Linked DNA regions of Homo sapiens: region 1 is linked to region 2. Evidence: chromatin loops called from intact Hi-C (ENCODE). Cell type or tissue: Calu3. All regions are shown on one strand. Links, peaks and the distances in the headings refer to the core of each region. The heading gives the core; the rest is flanking DNA.

What was found. A loop is a pair of places that touch in the nucleus more often than their neighbours do. Peaks named below come from ENCODE experiments on the same cell type or tissue, not always from the same donor. Only the 100,000 strongest peaks of a DNase experiment are listed, where the experiment ranks them.
Region 1: it touches region 2 in a loop (6-fold over the local background); 4 of 110 quality-filtered maps call a loop at or near these places.

What each region holds. Positions count from the first base shown.
Region 1 is chr3:130,096,984-130,099,886 of GRCh38, forward strand. It overlaps ALG1L2 (ALG1 chitobiosyldiphosphodolichol beta-mannosyltransferase like 2), which reads left to right. Exons shown (of 8, transcript NM_001136152.1): 7 at 192-267; 8 at 1,240-1,407. The coding sequence ends at 1,272. It also overlaps the pseudogene FAM86HP. Among named protein-coding and RNA genes, the nearest start is that of LINC02014, 4.1 kb to the left of the region's middle. RefSeq lists enhancers at 1-619, 2,283-2,903. In Calu3, for the core only: a CTCF peak has its summit at 1,551 (motif pointing left); a DNase peak (open chromatin) is centred at 1,518.
Region 2 is chr3:129,488,771-129,491,673 of GRCh38, forward strand. The region is part of intron 16 of IFT122 (intraflagellar transport 122); the gene reads left to right. Among named protein-coding and RNA genes, the nearest start is that of RHO, 38 kb to the right of the region's middle. RefSeq lists silencers at 908-1,116, 1,523-1,592 and an enhancer at 1,516-1,810. In Calu3, for the core only: a CTCF peak has its summit at 1,623 (motif pointing right); a DNase peak (open chromatin) is centred at 1,641.

The DNA of each region.
Region 1 (2,903 bases), core at 309-2,808, 610 kb after region 2:
TTGATGTGCACCCCCCCCAGGCTTTTATACCCTTCAGATGCCAAATCTAAGAACCACCTCCCAGAAGCCACACACCCTGTTCCAACCCCCAGCCTGGCTTGAGCGTGGGGTGGGTGGGAGCCCAGCTGGGCACCCCAGGGGTCTAGTGTCTTCTCCAGGAAACTCTCGGGCTCCTTTTGTTCTCTCTGCAGTTTACATGAGCTGGTGAAACATGAAGAAAACCGCCTGGTCTTTGAGGACTCAGAGGAACTGGCAGCTCAGCTGCAGGTAGCCATGTCTGCCACCACGCCAGGGTGGACAGGGTTCTGGAGACTGGCACCGAGCCATGCTCCCTGATCCCTGTTTCACACAGCCAGGGTGGGACCATGCGGGGTCTGGCGGAAAAGCTAGGGAGGGAGCAGAAGTCACAGAGGCTGGCCTACTCTGCTGTCCCATTTCGGTACAGTAGGCTCGGTAAAGTTAGGACACAACCCCACCTGCCCTCTAGATTTATGGAGCTGAGACTCCACAAATGATGCTGGAGCCGGGTGGGCCAGGCTGCAGTTTAGGAAGTGATCAGGATCAGGTAGTGCGTGGGCTAAGGGAACTTCTGGGACCAGCCTTGAAAGATGGGTGGAATTCTGCAAAGGTTACTTGTTTCTTATTGCAAAAAGTAATACATCATTCTTGTCAACAGAATGATTGGGAGGATTTTCAGTAAAGGTCCAGGTCAGAAGTCATTTAGACTGGGTCCCCCAGTCTCTGTCAGAACCATGGTACTCTGTTGTGGTGTGAAAGTAGCCACAGATCATCTGTAGATTAAGGGGTGTGGCTTTGTTCCAATAAAGCTTTATTTACAAACACAGGCTGTGGGCTGGATTTGGCCTGCAGGCTGTAGTTTGTGATCCTTGATTCAGACAGTTTAGCAAGGCTGAAAAGAACACCCCCTTGTTACCCACAGATGGGTGGGACTGTGTTGGCCAGAGGCCGAGAGGAGGGTGCTCACAGGGGAACGTACATCATGTAGAGGCCGGAAGGTGCTCCAGGGCACCAAGTGTGGGAAAGTGGGACATACGGGGAAGTTTCCAGAAAGCATGTCAAGATGGAGGCGGAGCGCTGCTGGGGTGTGAAGGGTCTCAAGTCCAAGTGAGGGAGCTAGGGACTTGGGAGGGGTTGTTGTTGGGTCGGGGAGCTGGGGTCATCCAGGTGGTGACCTGGGATGGGGTGGGGACAGGCAATGAGGTAAGCTCTGCTCTTCAGTATTTTGCAGATGCTTTTCTCAAACTTTCCTGATCCTGAAGGCAAGCTAAACCAGTTCCGGAAGAACCTGCGGGAGTCGCAGCAGCTCTGATGGGATGAGAGCTGGGTGCAGACTGTGCTCCCTTTGGTTATGGACACATAACTCCTGGGCCAGAGGCTAAAACCCCAGGGCCCCTGCTGTCCTTCCCGCAGCTTCTTCTTGGAGTCTCAGGGCAAACCCTTTCAAGCAGCGCCTCCCAGTGGCCAGAAGCTGAAATGACGGCAGTGGTGCCACCTGGTGAATGACCCGGGAAGCTGTGGTTGGCCCTGATTTCTTCTTTGGAGTCTCAGAAATGCTTCCTGTCTTCTTCTGTTCTTCACGCCCCATGTCCCTGCTAGCGTATTACTGTTCTGTGACTTCCCTGTGACCTCTGCAGTACTCCTCATCCTGCATTTGGTCTCCAGGTGTCACCTTTCTGCCATGTTCCTAACACTTTGATTCCTGTCTTGAGAAAAGCACCTGCTGCACCACAAGCCCAGGGATGTGGCAGCTGCAGCGGGCTTGGCTTTGTGAGGAACCGAGTGTGTCCAGGGATGTGGCAGCTGCCGCGGGCTTGGCTTTGTGAGGAACCGAATGTGTCCAGGGATGTGGCAGCTGCAGCGAGCTTGGCTTTGTGAGGAACCGAGTGTGTCCAGGGATGTGGCAGCTGCAGCGGGCTTGGCTTTGTGAGGAACCGAGTGTGTCCACGTTGGGGGAACGTCATACTTGATACACACGTTTTTATTTGCACAAAGAAAATGCTATTTTTGGAGCCAGAATTTTCATGTCTGATTTATGGTGATTTTCTTAAGAACCAGAACTGCTGGCAGAAAGGGGGCACCCACATGCTTAGATAGCCGATGTCTTATTAGAGGGCAGATTGTGGTTCCTGATTTGGAATTTAACATTCTCCAAACATTCCAGTCCAATGAAAGTTTTATCCGCTTTCCCATATAAAAATTCTTCCCACGAGAGTGATTTGATTCTAACAATCCCGTTGGAGTCGTGTATGAGTCCTACAGTGTGAGGTTCAGCATTGCCATCTCCAAGTGCTCTCCATAGGGAAACAGTTTCTGGTCATGATGAGCTTCCGCTTCCCATCTGATCCCAGCCCAGCCTGGAAACAGAGCACGTGTTTGAGGATGGCGGTGTTTGGGGACAGGACATGAGCGTATTGTGTGGGGCTGCTAGGACAGGCCTGGCGGGGTGGGGAGTGTCTAAGTCAGTTTACTTGGTTCACAGGTTCCCAGGCCCACCCAAGTACCTAGAATTGGCCTCCAGGAAGGGACCAGAAATCTGGTTTTACATAGAAATGGCTAGCAGCAGGCACCATGCAGCTGTCCACTCTCTGCCCGAGTCTGCCCCAGCACGTGGCACAGCAGGACAGAAGCAGAGATCTGAACCCACATCTACCTGGCTGTTCCATCAACCCACTCTTCACAAAGCTTAGAAAGTGGCCGGGCACAGTGTCTCATGCCTGTAATCCCAACACTTTGGGAGGCCAACGCCGGTGGATCACTTGAGGTCAGGTGTTCGAGACCAGCCTGGCCAACATGGTGAAACCCCATCTCTACAAAAATACAAAAATTAGCCAGGCACGATGGTGGGTGCCTGTAATCCCAGCTACTTGGGAGGCTGAGGCGGG
Region 2 (2,903 bases), core at 213-2,712:
GGCTTTTATTATCGGTGTAGTCACTGGCCATGATGCTGCACACAATGCTGCTTTTCTTAGCATCTGCCAACTAAGGTGGGAGAGATGGTCAAGGTCTCTGATTCTGACAGCAATGTGGGCACTTCCCACGTACCTTCATGGCGGGATTCATGGACTTGATTCGTTGTGTCCTTTCCTGGCCTAGTCTATGAAAGCTAGAGAGATGGCTGAAAACATCTGACCCCTCTCTGCACATAAGGAAAAGCCCAGGTATGTTCCTGAGCTGTGTTTCCATCTAGAACCTCAGATGGAGGAAGGAATGGCTTCCAACCTCCACTCCCCTACCCCTTCCCTCTTTATCTCCCCACAGTCAATTAATGAGCTGCTCATTTTGTCCATATTCCCGGGCTGACATTGAAGGAGTGGCAAAGAGGGACGTGATGCCCGCCTTGGGTTAGATCAAGACTTGTAGGCATGAAGAGAGGAGACTGGACCAGACCAGGACTAAGAAGCCTGGCTGAGAACGAGCTGTGTCACATAAGGGGCTCTGGGACCTCAGGCCAGCCACTTTCCTTGGAGCCCCAGTCCTCCCAGTTCTGAAATGGGGGTGGTGAGAATGCCCGCTGCAGTCATGAGGCTTAACTGAGATGTTGTAAAGGGGAATTTAAATCAGGGATGGTTGTGCAGATGCTAGCCATTACTAAACAAGGGAAGTGATCGTTGTGTAACAATGATCTAGATTATATTTTTAGATGTCCTCAGTGTAGGAAAGTGGAGATGGAGGAGGCTGTAAGAATTCAGAGGAGGGGCCAGGCGCGGTGGCTCACGCCTGTAAATCCTAGCACTTTGGGAGGCCGAGGTGTGCGGATCACAAGGTCAGGAGATCGAGACCATCCTGGCTAACACGGTGAAACCCCGTCTCTACTAAAAATACAAAAAATTAGCCGGGCATGGTGGCAGGCGCCTGTAGTCCCAGCTACTCCGGAGGCTGAGGCAGGAGAATGGCGTGAACCTGGGAGGCGGAGCGTGCAGTGAGCCGAGATGGTGCCACTGCACTCCAGCCTGGGCCATAGAGCAAGACTCTGACTTAAAAAAAAAAAAAAAAAAGAATTCAGAGGAGGGAGGAGGCATCTCTATGGAGGGAGCTTCCCTCTCCTGCCCCACCCAGAAATGCCAGCAGGGAGGGAGACGACAAATCCCTAGAATAGAAAGGATTGTAAAAAGCCACAAGGTTTAATATGAGTGTTTACTGATATTTTTATAAATATATATATTTTTATATATTTGTTTAAATATTGAGACGGGGACTCACTGTGTTGCCCAGGCAGGTCTTGAACTCCTGGGCTCAAGCAGTCTTCTTGCCTCAGCCTCCCAAAGTGCTGGGATTACAGGTATAAACCACCACACCCAGCCAGATTTACTATAGTTGAAAAGTAAGTGTATGTGGTATATATCTATTGTGTACAACATGCTGTTTTGAAAAAGCCACATGATATTGAAGATAGGCTGGATGTTACTATTTCATCTAAATCCCGAGTACCCCACCTCTTTACTCTGTGCCAGGCACTCAGGCTCACCAGCTTGGATATAGTGGTTCCTAGAGATGGACAGCCATCCCCACTAGATGGCAGAGAAGAGCTGCTGAGCTCCCGCCAGACCCTGAGCAGAGCTGCAGGTTCCTCCCTATTCCCAGGCTTCCCTCTGCTGAGCTCATTCAGGGGCCTTGTGACTCTGACCAGGCACCCTGACGCTGCAAAATGTGTCAGGTTGAAGGAACTCGGAAACAGATTTATTAATGGGCAAATCCTAGACACTAGCACAGCTGAGCTACAGCTAGAAAGACCCTTGAGAGGGTGTCAGTAGCAGGCCCCTTTCCACAAAGAAGATGGTTGGAGCCCAGAAGCAGAGAAGTAGGCTCAGAGCGAGGACTCAGACCTCGAATGCTCCTTTCCCTCTTGGCCACTGTGCTGGGCTTTGCAGGGTTGCCCTCTCAAGGCGCTTTAAGGAAACCCAGATCTAGAGGGTGATGTGTAAGACCTACAGCTTGGGACACAGGTAGTCTTAGCCCTGTGTTCCTTGGCCCATGTGATGCCCGCATTGCCCTTTTCTACGAATTCCTCTTCACAAACACTTGTTTGCCAGGTTCTGACTCTGATGCCTCCCTTAACGCTGCCTCCCACCCCTGCTCATGCTCAGACCATTCATCCGTGTTCTCCAGGCATGTGGTTCGTAGTTGGAGAGCTCTTAGCTCTGGGAGGTGTCATGATCTGTTTAATTGACCAGCTTTCCCTGTTAGAATGTGGACCTCTGAATTGTGGAGGGGGACAGGGGCCGAGACATGTTTCTCCCTGGGTCCTCAGTCTCTTGACAGGAAGCCTGGTCCTGTGGGATGAAAAGATAAAGTTGCATTGTGGTCACCTGCAAGGCAGGCCGGGGACTTGCTCATCTCCCGAGGTCTTTTCAGGAGGGAGGATGCCATGCTGCTGAGCAGAGGCTGCAAGTGGTCAGGATTGCTCTGCGTGTTCAGTTCAAAGGGCTCTGGAGCTGCTGCCTCCTCTAGGCACAGGTCAGCCCATTTTGAATGGGGCAATAAATGGTGACAGCAAAGCCACCTGAAAGCAGCCTGACCTGGTGGCTTGTGCTCCTCCAAACCCTGGGCAGAATCTGAAAGCAGCAAAACTAGCTTAGCTAACACCAGTCTGCTTGTTCCTCAGAAACTTCTAGAGGTCCATGAGTTAAAGTCTCTGGCTTTACTGTGAGTTCAAGGCAAGGGCTGCAATTTTAGGGTTTACATAAAGAGTTTGCCTTCCACAGACTTGGTGGGATTCATTCCCTACCCCTCCACCTTCTTCCAGAATCTGTCTTTATACCCTCTCAGCTTTCCCCTCCTCTGCTCCCTCTGTGGTACCAGGGGCTCTGGGTCC